Regions from separate parts of the Homo sapiens genome. Here region 1 is linked to region 2. A link is a loop called in an ENCODE intact Hi-C map of the cell type or tissue named here. Cell type or tissue: gastrocnemius medialis. All regions are shown on one strand. Links, peaks and the distances in the headings refer to the core of each region. The heading gives the core; the rest is flanking DNA. Region 1 overlaps DLG2 (discs large MAGUK scaffold protein 2). Region 2 has its middle 25 kb from the start of LINC02695.

Evidence for each region. A loop is a pair of places that touch in the nucleus more often than their neighbours do. Peaks named below come from ENCODE experiments on the same cell type or tissue, not always from the same donor. Only the 100,000 strongest peaks of a DNase experiment are listed, where the experiment ranks them.
Region 1: it touches region 2 in a loop (4-fold over the local background); 17 of 110 quality-filtered maps call a loop at or near these places.

Annotation. Positions count from the first base shown.
Region 1 is chr11:85,590,526-85,600,333 of GRCh38, forward strand. It overlaps DLG2 (discs large MAGUK scaffold protein 2), which reads right to left. Exons shown (of 28, transcript NM_001142699.3): 3 at 8,132-8,263. The coding sequence starts at 8,171. Among named protein-coding and RNA genes, the nearest start is that of DLG2, 32 kb to the right of the region's middle. In gastrocnemius medialis, for the core only: a CTCF peak has its summit at 4,966 (motif pointing right); no DNase peak of the experiment used is centred there.
Region 2 is chr11:86,213,709-86,223,516 of GRCh38, forward strand. No RefSeq gene overlaps it. Among named protein-coding and RNA genes, the nearest start is that of LINC02695, 25 kb to the left of the region's middle. RefSeq lists an enhancer at 1,186-1,275. In gastrocnemius medialis, for the core only: a CTCF peak has its summit at 4,950 (motif pointing left); a DNase peak (open chromatin) is centred at 4,963; H3K4me3 peaks cover 752 bases.

The DNA.
Region 1 (9,808 bases), core at 2,725-7,724, 620 kb before region 2:
AGTAAAACATATTCTATATTGAAAAATTTTTTTAGATATTACTACGCTATTTCAGGACATCTTGAAAGGGCTTATTCCTAAAATAATCTTTTAGAATTTTTTTTATATTCTCTCTCTCTCTCTCTCTATATATATATATATAAATTCCCTGAAAGTAGTTCAACAACAAAAAGTAAAATTCAAGGCTATAATATTAATAATACTAGTTTGCTTGCTATAGGAAAACCTAGATGAGAAAGCCTATTGCTTTTTTGCCAGCTACCACATATTAGTTACAGTGATCATCACCAAATTTTCACTTATTATGTACTTAACAGAAATCACCAGATCCTTTCACACTCCCAACAATAGCTTTGGGGTTTCACTATCTCACTATATAGGGAAATCTCATATGCACTCAAAATAAAAGATTTTTTTCCTATATTAGCTACAGCACAAATAATAGCATCCTTCATTTAGAAACAACCAGCCTCATACTCATCTAAAGCACATAAATTTAGTTAAATGGTGCCATCTGGTGACATAAATCTTGCAGTAAATATAAAAGTCCTGAGTCAGAGTCCAGAATGATACCCAACCCTCTTGATGGCATCCAATCCAAAGTGTCTAATTTAACTTAAGAAATACTTGATCCTGCCTGACATGAAACACACAACTAATCACACTCAGTATATGGCCGTTTAACAAAGGGAATTATAACAATTGTTTGAGCCACATTTTATGCTCACCACTCTTGTTTCTCAACTCTTTGGAAGAGACTTGTATCTAACAGGATGCCCTATACAACTCCTAGAAGACATTTTAAAAGCATAAATATCAAGGACATTTTGAATCCCTGTTCCAGGCAGATCCATTTCCTCACTCTCCTTTGAACGTACATCAATGTGTATAATTTTCAACACTTCAAAATGTCACTTCCTTAAGAAAGCTGTCGACCAGGTGTGGTGGCTCACGCCTGTAATCCCAGCGCTTTGGGAGGCCAAGGCAGGCAAATCACAAGCTCAGGAGTTCAAGACCAGCCTGGTCAACATGGTGAAACCCCGTCTCTACTAAAAAAAAATACAAAAATTAGCTGGGCGTGGTGGCACATGCCTGTAGTCCCAGTTACTCAGGAGGCTGAGGCAGAAGAATCCCTTGAATGGGAGGTGGAGGTTGCAGTGAGCCAAAGATCAAGCCACTGCACTCCAGCCTGGGTGACAGAGCTAGACTTCATCTCAAAAAAAGAAGGAGAAAGCTGTCCCTGTTTCTACTGTTAAGGTTAAGCCTCTCATTCATAGCCAACTCTACTTCTTCTTTGTATATAAACTCTTGACGAAATTTTGTTTAATGCTTGTCTCCCCAGTGTGTATCATAGCGTTTGGCAAAGTGTTCAATAAATATCCTGTGAACGAATTAATGTGTAAATGGATGGTGAAAACATCCTTCTCTACTCTCTCTTCTAATGCAAATCCTATTAATAACAAGGCTCAGCTCAAGTTTACATTTTATATAAAACCTTCTCTAGCAACAACAATGTACAATAAGCCCATGCTTCTCCTATGCCATTTTAGTCTAGCCCCAAAAATTTAGTCCTCCACTATATGATGTTTTGTATTGTTTTTCATGTACATAAATATTACTTTCTTAATTGACCTTAAGCTCCTTAAGTGTAGGCATTTGGTCTTAATAGCATCCATCTGCATAAGTCTATGTAAATAAGTAAACACTTCATAAATACTTTGATAACTATTATTATTCAATTGCAATAACTAAAACACTTGTACTCTTTTTATTTAAATAAGTATTGTAAACAAATAAGTAGAAACATAATAGACCTTAGCAACTAAGAATTTCACCTTCACTGTTTTGAACAGTCAAGACTTATTTAAAGATCCATGATATGTAATTTGTTTGTTTCAACTGAAGCACATGCTTTGAGATTGTGAGTGGCAGCAAGCATTACCTAGGAAATGCCTCTCTCACATGGGCCAGCAACAACATATCAATGTAGCTTTATCCATAGAGATACTTATTGTAACAGAATTCTATCCATAGAATAATTATTGTAACATAAGTAGAAACTATCTTGTAACATAAATAGAAACTATCATTAATTATCCAAAGAGAAAAAAATCCCTTAAATGTTTTAGATATTCTATTGTAAGGCTGGGTGTGGTGCCTCATGCCTGTAACCCCAGCACTTTGGAATGCCAAGGTGGGAGAATCACTTGAGCCCAGGAGTTCAACACCAGCCTGGGCAAAATGGTGAAGTCTCCTTTCCGCAAAAAAAATTCAAAAATTAGCCAGGCATGACTGCGCATACCAGTAGTCCCAGGTACCAGGGAGGCTGAGGTGGGAGGATTGCTTGACCCCAGAAAGCAGAGGTTGCAGTGAGCTGAGACTGCACCACTGCACTCTAGCTTGGGCAACAGACAAGACTGAGAAAAAAGAAAGAAAAGAAAAAAAAAGAAAAGAAAAGAAAAAAGAAGGAAGGAAGGACGGAAGGAAAGAAAGGAGGGAGGGAGGGAAGGAAGGAAAATAAAAAGAAAATTAAAAATAAAAAGATATGCTACTATATTTTAAAAAGAAAATTGGACACCATAATGATAATTGTGAGTTTATGGATTACAAAGTACTCAAGATATGTCCCAGAATGATAATGGCTCATTATAGTCGTTACAGATTAAATCAGATCCTATAAAACACAAGAAGGAAAAAATGCCACTGTCATATTCTCCCAAGTTTAGTAATAATATTCACACACTGTTAATATATTACTTTCCCTGAATGGCCAAATACCTAACCATTTAGAACATAGGTTTTCAAATTTTAACATGCCTCAGAATCACCTGAAAGGATTAGTAAAGTACCATTTGCTGAGCCCTACTTCCAGAGTTTCTTATTCAGTCAGTAGGTCTAGGGTGAGAACCAAGAATTTGCAATTCTAACCAAGTTCACAGGTGACTAGTGCTGAGGTCCAAGAACCACATCTTGAGAATCTCTCTTTTTGAAGATTACAGCCAGGTTGTTTCACCATTAATCTTTAAATGGGTTAACAAAAAAAGATATAAATAAACTAAAAGAATAATAAATACAGCCAAGTTGCTCCAAATTCACACAACTGTAGGGGCCTTCACACCCACTATTTAAATAATCCTTCACTTCCTTATGATCAGATGGCAAAAAATACACATTATGATTAATAATTAAGACCAAAATAGCCGTGATATATTCAAAGAGATGTTATTTTGAAATAAAATTACTACATTCGAATTACTATTAGGAAAATATGTAGGGTTTTTTTTACTCAAACTAAAACTCTTATACATATTTATTTTATAGACCTTACCATCATTATAATTGAATAATAATTAATTGTGTGTTTAATGTCTCTTTTCCCCTACTTGTCCATAAGGGTATTGACTGTCCTCTATAGCTTACTGTTGTATCCCTATTGCATAGCACAATGTCCAACACATAACTGGTATTTTTAAAAGAAGTGTTGATAAATGAATAAAAATTTATTAAAAGTCTATTATAATTATTAAAGGTCCACATTATGGGGATATAAAAAGGGGCAGAAGTATATTCGATTTACCATAAGGCAATGTGATAAATGCTTTTTAGTAATATGAAAAAAATGCTATGAGATACAATGAAAGGGCTAGTTAAAGCTGCCAGCAAGTAGGAATGTGTTAGAAGGCTTCAACAAAGAGATGATAAATCCCAATATGTAATACATCTGCTGTATCACCCCTATTGCTAGTAATCTCCAAAATCCACAAGGTTCTCTGTTAAGATTTATGGAAATGAAATGTACTCTATTCTAACACAAAGTCTAACATGTAAGGTTTAACTGCCTCCATTAAACAAGATAAGCCCTTTTCTAAGATTTTGCCACTGGTAGAGTTTTTTTAAAGTATCATTTACCGCTTGTTCTCCTCTAATTTCCCTCTAATTCCTCTCCAAAAAATTCCCCCTCACACACTGGGAAGAAATATAAGGCAATAAGTTAGATAAACAAGACTAATATGATTTTAGAAGGGGTTGAAATCTGTGAAATATATCTATAGTTATTTCCATACTTTATAAGTAATGACTAAAGAATAACACATAATTTTCAATAAGTTACAAAAAACATTTGTGTTACATATCTAAAATTTAACTAACCCATAATATTATTTATTTAAAGTCTTCAAAAACAATTATGGTGGTAATATAGTTGTTTAAAAATTAAAAGTCAATTTAGAAGTACAAAAATAATTTTTAAAAATGATTCAAGGCCGGGCACGGTGGTGCATGCCTGTAATCCCAGCACTTTCGGAAGCCAAGGCCAGCAGATCACAAGGTCAGGAGTTCGAGACCAGTCTGACCAACATGGTTAAAGCCCGTCTCTACCAAAAATAAAAAAATTAGCCAGGAGTGGTGGTGCATGCCTGTAATCCCAGCTACTCGGGAGGCTGAGGCAGGAGAATCGCTTGAACCAGGAGGCAGAAGTTGCAGTGAGCCGATATCGCACCACTGCACTCCAGCCTGGGCAACAGAGTGAGACTCTGTCTCAAAAAAAAAAAAAAAAAAAAAAGATAAATCTTGCTTCTTTATCACCTAACTGAAGAACTGAAGAATAAATAACCTAATAAAAGTGCCTTGAAAATCTTAATGTTTTATATATTCTAAATAAAAGAGATTTACATATTCTAAATTAATTTGTAAAATATCACAGAATTCCAATTCCATCTAAATGTGCAGCTTCTAGTATATTGCCATTTTAGGTTTGTTTTGTTTTGGAATATTAATGAACACTGATTATTATTATTTTATTTAGCTATTCTAAACAAAGAGACATAAATTAATCATAAAATATTATGGAATTCCAATTCTCTTATATTCAAATTCTGGAAAGTGTTGATGCTGTAATCATCTTAAAACTTTATTCATTTGGATAAATGTTTCCTTAGTATTACCACAAGATGTCACCCTAAGCCTAGCATCTAAATGTGCAGCATCTAGCATATTGCTGTTTCAGGGTTTTTTTTATTTTTTGCATTTGGTTTGGGCACACTAATGAACACCAATTGCTGTCTTTCAAAAAATTAAAGTGACTTTTTCTACTCTCAGTTATTGGCAAATAAAAAATCAAAATAAATAATACAGGGACTCTAGAAGAAAGGAGGAAGAAAGTTAATCAAACAGTTCATTCTCCATGCTTATCAGGTATCTTGTTACTTACCATAAAAGCAATGTATTTAACCATTGAATTTTATATGATTTTACTTTATTTTCAAAAATATTAAAAATTAATAAATGTTACTTTTATAATCAAAGTTATGTTACAAAATACCAGTCACAGTTATGTACACAGAATTCCTCAAAGAAGATACCATTTAAAACATGCTAGTATTTTTTTAAGCATATGATGAAGGACCACAAAAGGAAGACATTATTCATTTTATGGTGATGCTTTTCAGCTGGGGGCAGTGGCTCAAGCCTATAATCCAAATACTTTGGGAGGTTGAGGTGGGAGGATCACTTGAGCCCAGGAGTTCAAGACCAGCCTGGGAAACATAGCGAGACCCCATCGCTACTAAGAATTGAAAAATAAGGGTCAGGTGCAGTGATTGACGCATGTAATCCCAGCACTTTGGGAGGCTGAGGTGGGTGGATCATGAGGTCAGGAAATCAAGACCATCTTGGTCAACATGGTGAAATCCCATCTCTACAAAAAATACAAAAAATTAGCCAGGTGTGGCAGCACGCACCTGTAATCCCAGCTACTCAGGAGGCTGAGGAAGGAGAACTGCTTGAACCGGGAGGCAGAGGCTGCAGTGAGCCCAGATTGTGCCACTGCACTCCAGCCTGAGCGACAGAGCGAGACTCCATCTCAAAAATAAATAAAACAAAATAAAATAGAGTGATGATTTTCATCTGTAGAGAGAGGGACTGGCTTCCTTGTCACATGTAAATATTACAGCATGTTCTGCAGTAATGGTATTTTATTATCCATTTGTGTTTTCTACATTATGATTCTCTTCTATTTCTACAGCTAATGAGAGTCGTGCGAGGTACTATTTCAATGTGTTGGCTATGTATTGGCCAGAATAATGGGTGAAACCACTATCTTGCACTACTTGTAACAGGAAAAAAAAGGGTAGGATGGGGTGGGGGAGTTGGTTCAAACAGAATGCAAATTATAGACCATAACAATGCGCTATATTTCAATGGCTCCCTACCTATCCTTTACAAAGATATAAATCTTCTCTAGGATGCACAAGTCTACATGGCTTTTCTTCTTTTGTGTCCTTAAAGAAAATGCACAGTAAGACCGCCCAAACATTCAATAATAATAGATTACTAATCAGTACATAGGTGCCCACATTGAATTCAAAAGAAAATTATGTTTTGTTGTATAATGTTGCTCTCTTGTTTGCACTCTGGTTTATCCTAAAATGACTTTTAACGACCAGCTGAAGTAAATCTATCCATTCAAAGCTGGGCACTGGGATTACTTACATAACAGCTTTTTACAGATTATTGTTGCCTCTAATTTTACTAGAGAAATTCAAACTACATTATTGGCGTTAAGCCAAGATATTTATCATTCACTTAAAATAATGGCAAAATACAATTGTCACTCATTTGTCTTTGTATTCCCTGGGTAATGGTGTTACATTATCAAATGATTATATTATTAAAAATATAGTAGAGTTATCTAAATTATCCAACAATACCCTTTCTAAATCAAGTTCTCAAAAATGCAAATTCTCAAAAGACTTAGCCAGTCTTAAGTAAACACATCATACAAGTCTGTTAAGATACATTGCCATTTAGTTAATGACCTTTACTAATTATCAACTATTAATAAATATTAATTTTATCAAAAATTTGATGTTTAAAAATGTTCTCAAAAATATTATCTTTGCTGAATATAAGGTTTATTCAAATTCTGTAGGACTCCATTTAGAGTTTTTATTTAATACCAGCTAAGATGATTACAGTTATGTCATTAATTCTTGCTAGCCACAATAAAATATTTTTTAAAAGTTAATCCACAGGCAAAATAATCCTGTAAAGCTTTACACTTCTATTTTTATTCAATAGACCGATTTTCAAATTTTCAAAATTGAATAATTTTTAAAATTACATTCAAACTATAAAGTTGGAGTTTTTATCAAAAAGTACAGATATTTATAATGAAAACAAAGTATTTTCATAATTAAGCCTTATAAGTTCCTATTTTTTGATTTTATATCAATAATAACCAGCATGAAAAAGCAATGAAAATATCTAGGAGACTCAGTTATTTCTTTAAAATTATTTAAAATCAGTTATTTATTTAAATCTGGCAAAATATATTGTATAATTGAGTGGGTTTTTCATTGTTTAGTTAGTTGGTTGTTTTTTTGGGAAAAGTATTTGTTTATTTATATATTTTGTTAATTTATTTTACTTCCTAAAATATAAAAAAGAATTAAAAGCTATTTGCACAAATATAAGAGATGTATATAAAAAAAAATATATAAATAAACCATATCCTTAATTTTCTTTACAATCTTTAATAAATAGGAGAATAAACATAAGTTTAAACATTATATGGTTAGCTTCATGACAAATTGCTAAGAATTCCAAAGCACTGAGATTTTCATCAATAAACTTTTCAATTCTGGATCATAAACTTTCCTAAGACAAGCAAGAAAGATGAAAAGATGTTTTTATTTTTGTTTTAAGAAGAGAGTAAAAGTGTAACTTTGATTCTGAGTAGAATGTGAACCATCATTTTTATGTTACACAATTCCTTCCCTGAAGGAAGACAACTTCCTTCTTTAGCATATTTGTCCTCAATGTTTTATAACACACTACTCAGGGTTTTCTTCTGTGTAAACTTTTCTTCCTTTATGAAACATTCTTTCAATATTTATATCTTTCAATAACCTCTTTTTATTTATATTTTCAAACAATTCCTTTCTAGGTTAACCTTATATAAGGAAAAGGAAAACAAAAAACAAAATAAAACAAAACAAATCTTCCCTTCCAGTATTAAAGAAAATTATCCCAGTTTGAAACTTGGTTAACATCAGGTTCTTTGACCACATTATTCAAACTATCAAGCCCAATTCTGACCATTAAAATGATGAATAACTTTCATAATACATACCTAGCAAAGCTTGGAATAAGCTGCTCTTAAAGATACCCATCACCTTTTTAACCGCATTTTTCAACAGCTGCTCCTCTGGTTTCCTTAATTTTTTGCAGTATTCTTCCAGTAATGATAAAGCTCGGTCAGTATCTGAAAAACATGATATTATTATTATATTTTATGGTCTTAGCAAAATAGAAAACTAACATTAAACTATTCTATAATTGTGTTCCTAACTTAATGACATGAAATAACTTAATAAAATAATCATAATTTCTATAAACTACCATATGAAAATAATTATACTCAATGGCCAATTTCAACAATCCAGTTTTATTTCTATAGTCTTGTCTTCCAAAAGAATCCCTAACTGTAAAACAAAACAAAGAATTCAATCCTGGCCACGATGTTCAAGTTAGATATAACTCTCTCTTGTCAGAGACACTGACCTTAAAATTGATGACTTCCTGCAAAATAATATCCAACTTCCTTAACATGACCCTTGAGGCCTCCCTCCCATGATCAAATATTTTCAGCCTTATTTCCCACTATATAGTCCACACTCTCCAAACACACATACAGTGCCTAAGTCATACTGGATTACTCACTTTTCCCTTCCATTTTCCTCTACACGCATGCATGCGCAGACACCCACATACATACACACACGCATGCACGTGCACACTTGCTCTCTCCCCCACCTCTCTCTTTCTCTCTCTCTCTCTCTCTCTACTTTTTCTCACCTCTGTACTTTTCTTTGCTCCTACTGTTCTCTGTGCTGGTATTTCTTCCCCTATACCACTGTATATACTCCCTAGAATCAGCGTGCTATCTTGAAAAGGGGTTCTTGTCAGGCAAATCTAGGTATGACCCAGATCTTACTTACTAGCTGTGTGTGACCTTTAACACGTTCCTTAACCTCTCTGAGCTTCAGTTTCCTCACAGGTGTTATGATTAGACAATATATGCACAATCCCTAGCACAATATCCAGCACACAGAAAATAATCAAGTAAGTCAACTGAACACCTACTTTCTCTTCATTCAGATCTAACTCAAATGCTCTCTCTTCCATAAAGCCATCTCTGATGGTTAAAATTAATCATCATTCCGTCTTCTTCTAAACCACTTTGCCTATACGAATTTGTCGGCAGTCTTAAACCCATATCTTATTATTTTATGACTTCTTGAATAATGTCTTCATCCTTCACAAGACAAAACATCCTTGAAAAAGTCACTAGAGTTATACAACCTTTGTGTTTAGGTGATAATTGTCTTTGAATTTAAAAGCCCTCCTTCCCTTCCAATCTATCACTTTCAAAAAAGCCTAAATACCAATTATAATAACAATAGCTTATATTTATTTTCTATTTCCTCCTTTCTCTTGAACCTTCCAACTCTTCTTCCTCATGGCCATTCTCAGCTGATGGTATTACTTCCTATTACATGGAAAATCAGAAGGCAGATTCCACAAGCTCCTAACATAACATCTACTGACTTACCTGTAACTGCACCCACATAGTCTGCCTTCCCTTATATTACTATGAATAAAGAATTTGTTTCTAAGGTCAACTCCTCTCTTGAGCACTGGAATATATCCTCTCTTGCTTACTCAAGGAAATTGTTCCATTATCAATTGCTTTCTTTTCCACTCAATCATCCCATCATTACTAAATCCAGCAGTCAATTATCAATCA
Region 2 (9,808 bases), core at 2,532-7,531:
GGCACACAGCCTCAGCAAGCAGGGCGATGCGGTCGAAGAAAAGAAGCCAGAACTCAATGGGGCAGTGTTGAACCCCAAAACCAGAGAATACCACTGGGAGCAACAGTAGGAAAACAGAGCAGAGCCTGTGAGGCAGTGAAATTGAGAGATGGGCACTCCCAGATTCTGGGTACTTCATGTACACCTGGGATATGTGCAGCCATCCTAGAACCTGCCTAGAAAGGAAGCACTTGAGGGACTAGTGTTCCTGCTCAAAACTGCCTGGGTACAAATTTGCTTCCTTAAAGTGGCTTGCCATTGATTCGTTCTCATTCATTATGCATTGGGTTGTTATTGTTTTTGTTGTTTTATCAAGTCTCAAGTTCTGTTGGTGTCTGTGTTCTACCCGCACTTATCTAGTGAGGTTGAAAATAAATAACAGACATTTAACAAGGCAGTAGAGCAAAAATGGTTAATAGTTTGGGCTCTGGATCTAGAAGACTTCATATTGTGACTCTGCCATTTCCTATCTATATATCCATGGGCAAATTTCTTAACCTTAATTTCCCTAAGACTCAATTTTCCCATCACTAAAATTAGAATAATAACTGTCACAAAATTATTATGAGGATTAAATAAGATGGATATATGTGAAGTGCTTAGATCTGTGACTACATATAGTAACTCTCAATAAATGCTATTCTTTATTATCATTATTATTAGGGTTTTAAGGTTCACAGAGCACTGTCATATGTATTTTCTCATTGGAATTAATTAGTGTTGACATACAATGCAAGTTAGGGGTGCGAAAGTAGATGGATAAGGGAAGAGACTGGTGAATGAGAGGTCCCTTCTTCCTCCTTGCTCTGGCATCTAACGTTAGATTAAATTTCTAAGCCGTGCCCGAACTCTGGATCTCATGCTCTCTCCTTTTCTCTCCCACTGGCTTTCCTCTTCCATCCTCTTAACTCTGTGGCTGGAATGTCCCGACGTGAGGCTCATCACTGCTCCAGCACAACCCCCTCCCCTTCACTTCGTCATCCAACCTTTCTCCATCTCAATCAGAAGATAGCTAAACCCCATTGAGGGCAGCAGGTGCACAGCCCACAGTGCTCACTGTTGGAGCAGGGCCTCTCTGGAGGAAATGCCCAGAGCAGTGGGAGGACTGGGAGAAAGCCTCAGTGTCACCCACAATGTTTCCCTGTTTCCTCTTCCTTGGGACTCCCCTTGTGGTGTGGCTGGGGAAATCCAGCCCAGTCATCTCTGAACTAAGAGCTTGATCTTCCAGTCTGGTTGCTTTGGGTGGGTAGAGCAGGCTGAAGTGACTGTCCCCACCCACACCCAACATTTCATGTTCATCTACTCAAACCCTCCAAAATGTTCTGTTCTTTTGGAGGACCACCCCTGCAATCTCCCAAATTAGCCAGAATGACAGATTCACACATGGAGCAGTTATGTTTGGCATACTTTTTCTGTAAGGTCCTCTAGTCACTATTAAAGATGATCACCCCTACTGGTTTCCCCTCCAGACTCCTGAGAATCACTGAGAGAGGTGGTTGTGGCTCAACCCCATACTAGGCCATTTAAAACAAGGTTATTTGGCCAGGTGCAGTGGCTCATGCCTATAATCCCAGCAATTTGGGAGGCTGAGGTGGGCAGATCACCTGAGGTCAGGAGTTCGAGACCAGCCTGGCCAACATGGTGAAACCCCATCTCTACTAAAAAATACAAAAATTAGCCGGGCATGGTGGCAGGTGCCTGTAATCCCAGCTACTTGGGAGGCAGAGGCAGGAGAATCGTTTGAACCTGGAAGGTGGAGGTTGCAATGAGCTGAGATTGCACCACTGTACTCTAGCCTGGGTGACAGAGCGAGACTCCATCTCAAAACCAAAAAAACCAAAAAACCAAGGTTATTAAAGAGGTTAATCGGACCTCCTTAGCACTCTGGAGTGGGCAAAAAGAAAAAAAAGAGGTTAATTAGTAGCATATAATCAATAATGCATTAAATCAGTAGATGAACCATGGAAACTGAAAATTCCCTGTGCCACCAAAGTCCCTTTCTTTTGAATGCCCTTCACCTTGCTTATGGCTGATGATGAGGTCAGAAGTCTTTCTACTGGGGCTTCTGTCTACAGCCTCCACCAGGTGCCTCTGATCCATTTTTGCCTCTAGCGCTTGACTTGGACCTCAGCTGTGGATTCTGCTTCTACTTGTGCCACCTCAGACGCATCCTCAATTGAGTTTTCAGCTACTTAAAAAGTTTGAAACTCACAGCCTACATGCAGAACATTCAAACTCTTAACCTACAGGAAGTCCAAAATCTGCACGTCAGTTCCCTTGGTATAGATGCCCTTTTCATCTCCGGATCCAATATATTAACCCTAGCTATCAAGTTTTTTTCCAGGAAATGAAACCAACTTCTGGGTTGGTGCCTTTGAAAGATCCTTAAACATAATCACATGTGCGAAGACCTTTTTCCCAAATAAGGCAACATTTGCAAGTTCCAAGGATATCTTTGAATGGCCATTACCCAGCTGACTACAGCTGCTATCATTGGCTGAGCTGGAGGATCTGTGGACTAATAGTAAGAAGGGATGGGGGAAAATCTTCCAAGAAATAGACGACTATATTGAAAGCAATTAATCTCTGGATGAGTTATTTCTTTCTGTACAATTTTTCTCCATTTTCTAAGCTCAAAGCAATGCACAGTTAATACTTGTATAATAAGAAGTATTATAGGGGAAAAAATTGTAATGTAGATCATTTATTGACATTGAAATAGTTCCGTAATCACTAAATGAAAAAAAAAGCTACAAAACAATGTAAATTTTGATGATTTTTGTTTTAAAATATACACACACATAAAGTAAAAAATAGTGAAAGTGCATGCATCAAAATGTTAATAGTAGCCGGGCCTGGTGGCTCACGCCTGTAATCCTAACACCTTGGGAGGCTGAGGCAGGAGGATTGCTTGAGCCCAGGAGTTCAAGACCAGCTAGGGCAACACAGGGATACCTTGTCTCTACAAAAAATTTAAAAATTTAGCCAGGCATGGTGGTGTGTGCCTGTAGTTTCAGTTACTCAGGAGGCTGAGGTGGGAGGATCGTTTGATCCTGGGAGGTTGAGGCTGCAGCAAGCCACGATTATGCCATGGTACTGCAGCCTGGGCAACAGAGCCAGACCTTATCTCAAAGAAAAATTTTAAAAAAAGTTAATAGTGCTTACCTTTGAGTTGTAGAATTATGACTAATTTTTGTTTTACATTGTATTTCTGGTGTTTTCAAATTTTCTGCATCAATTACTCATAAATTTTATAATGAGATAAAAAGATAAGTATTATTTTTAAAAATAAGAGAGGCCAGGCATAGTGGCTTATGCCTGTACTCCTAGCACTTTGGGAGGCTGAGGCAGGAGGATCACTTGATCTCAGAAGTCTGAGACCAGCCCAGACAACATAGTGAGACTCCATCTCTACAAAAAAATTATTTTAAAAAAATTAGCTGGACTTGTGGCATGCAACCACAGTGCCAGCTACTTGGGAGACTGAAGTGGAAGGATCACTTGAGCCTGGGAGGTCGAGGCTGCAGTGAGCCATGATCGTAGCTACTGTACTCCAGCCTGTGTGACAGAGCAAGACCCTGCCTTTAAATAATAAATAAATAGAATAAAATAGGAGATATTAGAAATTAGAAGTATGTAAATGATAGGATAAGAAGTTATTGTGTTAGAACCCATAGGCCTTCATATTAAATTATTTTAATATCAGATGGCATGCTAGAATAATAATGTGACTCCTATAACTGGAACCATAGAATAGAATTTTTTAAATGCTCTCTGAATGTATAAAGAAAAAATAAGATTTAATTGTGACATTCTGACACCCACATGCTAGGGTAAGTTCAACACCTGTGCAGGCTGCCTTCCCTCCCAGACAGTTGTGTCTGAACACCACCGTGGACTAAAACTAACAAAACTAACAATTTATGATATTGGCACCCTTCTTCCCTATGTCATTCACAGGTCTGCTTCATTCCTACGGATTAAACACCTCTCCAGGATCCTAGATTCAAGCCATTGCTTCTCGCATTTCCACCTTCTCACTCCTAAATTAAATGAGGGCTGGCTCTGTCCAAGAACACAATCTTTACTTTGTAGAGAAGGTATCTACCTCACAATTGGCTTTGCATTTCTCCAAATTCCAGACTTCTGCTGGCAGGATGTTCTAGTCCCAAAAGTGACTCCTGGCGAGGCCAGATTCTGTTCCCACCATAAGGGATGGAGCCTCACAAATATGCAGCTATGTGCCTTTGTAGTCTCAGCCTCTCAAGAGTACATTTTCTTTAGAAATAGTTATCCATCTCTGCCTGTTGGTAATCACTAATTAAAGGTTTGGGTAAGATTTCCTCGCAGCAAGAATCCTGCTATGAATTTCCTTCCTCCTAAATCTTAGTCCCTTGCGAGACCACACCAGATGCCAATCTTGTACAATTAGGAGGTGGATTCAGAATCTGCCAGGATTCTGAATCCTGCATGTGACTGCACAAGCTTCTCATCCAACACATACACAGAGGACGCTGGACAAACGCCTATGCTTTGCTGCCAGTTCATGCTGGGCTCCAAACCCTATCAGATCTCTTGCCTCAGCAGCTGGACTGAACAAAGTGGACTCCCTGAGGTTACTTTTGCCCTCCTGACTTGAGAACGTCCCAGACACCAATCCCAAGGCAGTGAAGAGATGAAAAGATGAAAGCATTACAAGAGTTAACAAAAGCCGAGTCGCCAGAGGTCACTGACGGGGAAAGTCTCTCAGCCCACTTCTGTTTATAACCACTTTATTCCTTCAACAGAATCCCCTGCAGAATCATTTCTCTAAAACCTCCATCTATATCTGAAATCCCCATTTTGTCCTGGAGTCTCTTCAGAGATCTTTTTTCTTTGGAAGGAAGGACGGAAGCCTTGAGCACCCCCTGGAGGTAGGCGTGTGCTAGTAAGCGTCTCCTTGGACTGTGGTTCTTTTTGTACCAGTTGGTAGTAGCTTTCGTACCAGTTCGTTGATACTTTTGTCACCTGGATTGCTGACTTTCGCTGGTTTCCAGTGCTGCCTCTAGGTGACCTATCTACAACTTCTATGACAGCTGACTGTCATAGGGGCTTCCACCTTCTTTGTATTCTAGCCTTGATAAGGGGAAGGATCCCTTGCCCTGCTGCAGAAATAAAACAGCCTGTTTCTCAGCCTTGTCCTCCATTTTCTCCTGTAAGACAGTTTGTTACTCATACAATTCTACTTGACATCTCTCCAACTTGCGTTGCTCCCTTCTTCTGTATCCTTATTACTGCTCTTCAATTTGTGTAAAATTATTGTCCTACCTTCAGCCCTTATCCTTATGAAAACCTTTTCCATTCTTTAAAAGCCCAGTTCACTGGCCACTTTCCCCACACCTACCTCTGAAATCCTGTAAAACTTATTTACAAAGTTCTTATCATACACTGCCTTGTATTTTAGTTATATCTGTATATATTATCTTACTGTATCCAACCAATTACCCAGCACGGTGTCTAAGATGCAGTATTCAGTTAATAATCATTAGATAAAAGTTGAATTAAGTTGTTGAGGGCTGTTTTCAAACACCCAATTTTCTAAGAATAGAGAAAACATTACTGTTAAAGATGAAAAAATACAAAGAAAGGAAGAAATAGAAGAAAGAGATGGGGCAGACAGAGATACAGGAAAGAATGGTGACTATGTAACTATAAGTCATGACGAATTCTCTCCTGAGAATACCAGTATGTTATAGAAAGAACACTGACTAAGTGTCAGAAAACTCAGCTCAAGTCCCATTTGGTTTTTAATGAACTGAATGATCACTAACCTACTCTCTGGGCCTCAGCGTTTTCTCTAAAGAACCAAAGCAGTGGGTTATATGACCTCTGAAGTTTATTACCATGTTGACATTGTATGACCATCTCTCTATTCAAGCATAGTGGTAGGATGGCGCTCAGATTGCACCTGTCACAGAGACTGGCATACTATGTGTGCTAATAAGTGCCAGTTCCTCTTTTCTTCGCACATAATGGAAATATTCTGCAACATTCTCAATTTTAATAAGGAGAAAAGTTCATCTTTATCCATTGAGGATAACATGGTAAAAGAGAATTGTACTACGTATTTAATTTAATTTTATGGAAGAATTTTTCAGTGGTTAAGTCTATTTTTAATTCCAGGTCTTGCCATATGCTGTTTCAAGGGGAAGCTTCTATTCTACAACAAACTACTTTTTGAGTCAAATGAAGAACTGAAAAATAGTTAGGCTTAAACAAATTCTTAGTCAACCACATCATGGTCTGGAAAGACACAAAAATCATTTGGCAAAGATTGCTCTAAATACAGTGAGAAAGGAGAAAGGCAGCAGGTGATGCCAATCAAAAAGGAGAATGCACTTTGGGAGGCTGAGGCGGGTGGATCACAAGGTCAGGAGATCGAGACCATCCTGGCTAACACAGTGAAACCCTCTCTCTACTAAAAATACAAAAAATTAGCCAGGCGTAATGGCGGGCGCCTGTAGTCCCAGCTACTCCGGAGGCTGAGGCAGGAGAATGGTGTGAACCCGGGAGGCAGAGGTTGCAGTGAGCTGAGATGGCGCCACTGAACTCCAGCCTGGGCGACAGAGCTGGACTCCGTCTCAAAAAAAAAAAAAAAAAAAAGGAGAATGACTTTAAATAAGATATTAGGAGATTCTGGAGAATTAAACTAAAGTTTTTGGAACCTATGACAATTGCAGATGTTCAGATTAATATGTGTAGGAACAACTTTTGTATCCGTGATTTTAAAGGAATAAGGAGTTCTATTTGTGGGACTTTTCACATTTACTAAACTTTAGTTCTTTATTTTTCTAAAAACTGATTTAATTTCACTATTTTATCAGGATGTTTTCCTGACTTACTTAAAAGAAGTCTAAACTACCTGCCATTCCTGCAAAAACATGGTGTTCTTTCACTCGTCTGTGTTTTTGTGGGTGCTGTTTCCTTCTCCTGGAAGTCCTCCCTCCTATTCTACCCTCCAAAACCTATTTTAAATCTCTGTGAAGACATGCTGTACTCCAGTCAGCAAAGTAAGTTGCTCCACTGTGGTCCACCAGTCTTGGCTCATAGCTCTCTTATTTTCATAATCACTGAGGCCCTCACTGGGTGAACACCAGTTACACCCAGTTGGGCATCAGTGTAGGATTTGAGGAGGAAGCTGATTAGGACACCAGCACTCAATTATAAGAAGCTAGGAGCCTTTCTTTATTGAACATCTAATACTATTATCTGTTAAAAAACTTTATTTAATGTTTTCCTCTGATGCTGTTCTGAGTATATTCTGAGAGGCTCTTAATAGAAGTGAAATTGTGTGGGGGAGTGGGGGGGGGATCTACAAGAGGAGGGTGCTGAGATAGGAGGGTAAAGATAAGAAACTCCAGTCCCAGAAGTCTTTGCAAGATGCAAGATCTAAGTTTACCCATTCCCATATTCTCACTTAGTTGACCTTTTATGGTTCTTCAGATTTCAGCTTCCTCAGGAAAGTGTTTCATGATCTTTCTTTTGAGAACAATCACAACATCATAAACCTCTCATCCATAGTATTTAACATAGTTGTAAATGTATCTGTATATGTGATTTTTTGATGGGCATCTGTTTCCACTAGCAGACTCATGAAAATAGAGACTTATATCTGGTTTTGCTCACCATTATTCTCTAGGATAAAACCTGGTACATAGTACGATTTCAATATTAGCAGAGCAAATTAATATTTTTGCATAAAAGGCAGTAGGGTAAACCAAATTGAAACATGGATTTGAAGGAACTGCTTAAAGTAACTTATCAGTATTGCTAATCATCAACGACAGAATCCGACAGGTTTGAGAATTTTGTGAAACGGCATGAAAGCTTTTTCCCTCCTGACAACAAACATATGGTATCTTTTCCAACATCACTTCTTCAGCTCTCTGACATCAATTGACTGTCCAACAATTCAATTAATTTCTGACATTATCTACCTGGAGTTAGCATCAGATCCCATAATTCAAAGGGTTCAGTCCTACAAGACTGCCCCCACTTCAAATGCTGTTTGCAAGTTTTGGGCCACCAGTACTTCTGACTAACCAGCTGTAAATCAGGGTTCCTTTGACCCCCTCCTCATGTTTGACAATTTGCTAGAAAGCTCACACAACTTAAAAAGGCACTTTGCTTATGTTTACTGGTTTATTATAAAGGATACAAATGAACAGCCAGATGGAGAAGTATATAAGGTGAGATTCAGAAGGGAATGTGCAGGAGCATCTGTCCCCGTGGAGCTGGGGTGCACCACCCTCCCAGTACGTTGGGTGTTCACCATCCTGGAAGCTCCCTAAACCCCATTGTTTAGGGGGTTTTTGTGAAGGTTTCATTACATAGGCATGGTTGATTAAATCATTGGGAAATGGTAAACAAATTTCATCTCCAACCCCTCTCTCCTCCTTGGAGGCTGAGGGTTAGGGCTAAAATTCCAAGCTTCTAACCAAGGCTTAGATATTCTGGCAATCAGCCCCCATTCTGAAGCAGCTGTCTAGGGGCCAAGAGCTGCTTCATTAGAACAAAAGATCCTCGCATCATCCTTATTACCCAGGAAATTCCAAGGGTTTTAGGAGCTCTGTGCCAGGAACAGGGACAATAACCAAATATATTCCTACGGTACCACAGGGTGGCAATAAATTTAAAAGTGTACATTTAAGGGTATATACAGTTAATAAGTAGGCTGTAATCATGATGCCAACAATGTTGTTAACCAAGGTTTCAAGGTAATGACAAATCATTAGGTTGCACTTGCATTTCATTGTAATTTATTAATACTAACTTCTTGAATAGACATATTAATGACATCAGCATGCCTTCACTCAGTAATTACAACCCTCTCCTTCCCACTCCATCTAGCCCCAACACCATCTTATTCTGAGTCATTTATTTGATAATTAGATGTACAGACACCCATGAGAATATGTAGCTAAATAAAAATTCTGATGCTGTGTTCCTGATAGCTTTTCTAAGGAGGCAGAGATAGATGACTTTTAACAACCATGGCCCATTCACAAGACTTACAAGTTTAGACCTCAACTTCCTTTGCTTTTCCTATTCTCCAACACTTAACATAGTAAAACATACTTTCTGGTACAAACTATAAATAAGTTGACAATTTAAAGGAATAAGTTAGACCTTATCAACCTATATACTGCAACTCAACTCAAAACTGATACTGACAGAGTAATAGAAAGCAAATCACATACAATCTATAGATTGAGACATTCAGTCATTAATTCCCTCAACAAATATGTGTTGAATGCCTCCTATATACCTGACTCTAGACATATAGGAGACCTATACGAGGTGTATAGGACATGAAGTGAATTCAACATGTAACCTGCTTTCATAAAACTCCCAATCCTGTTGAGGAGAGAAAAAAATCCATAATTAAAACTAAGATAAAAGAAGGGTTCTACTAAAGTGTAGGAAAAAGGCAACCAACTCAGGTTAGGTGGCTAGGAGAGATTTTCCTGGCAAGCTACGTTTTGAAGGATGAGCTAAATGAAAAGAGTGAGGTAGGAATAAGAGGGGATTTTAAACAAAAGGAAACATATATTATGGAGATCACAACTTAACCAGTAAGCTGTCATTTATTACACGTCTCCTTAAAAAGTTTCAACCTGTGAACATTCAGAAATACAAAGCTCTGCTCTGGAGCAAAGATACATCAACTATTTCAGGCATGCCAGGAGTTAGTGGTCAGGTAGGGTCATTTTAGCCCTAGCCATGTGAC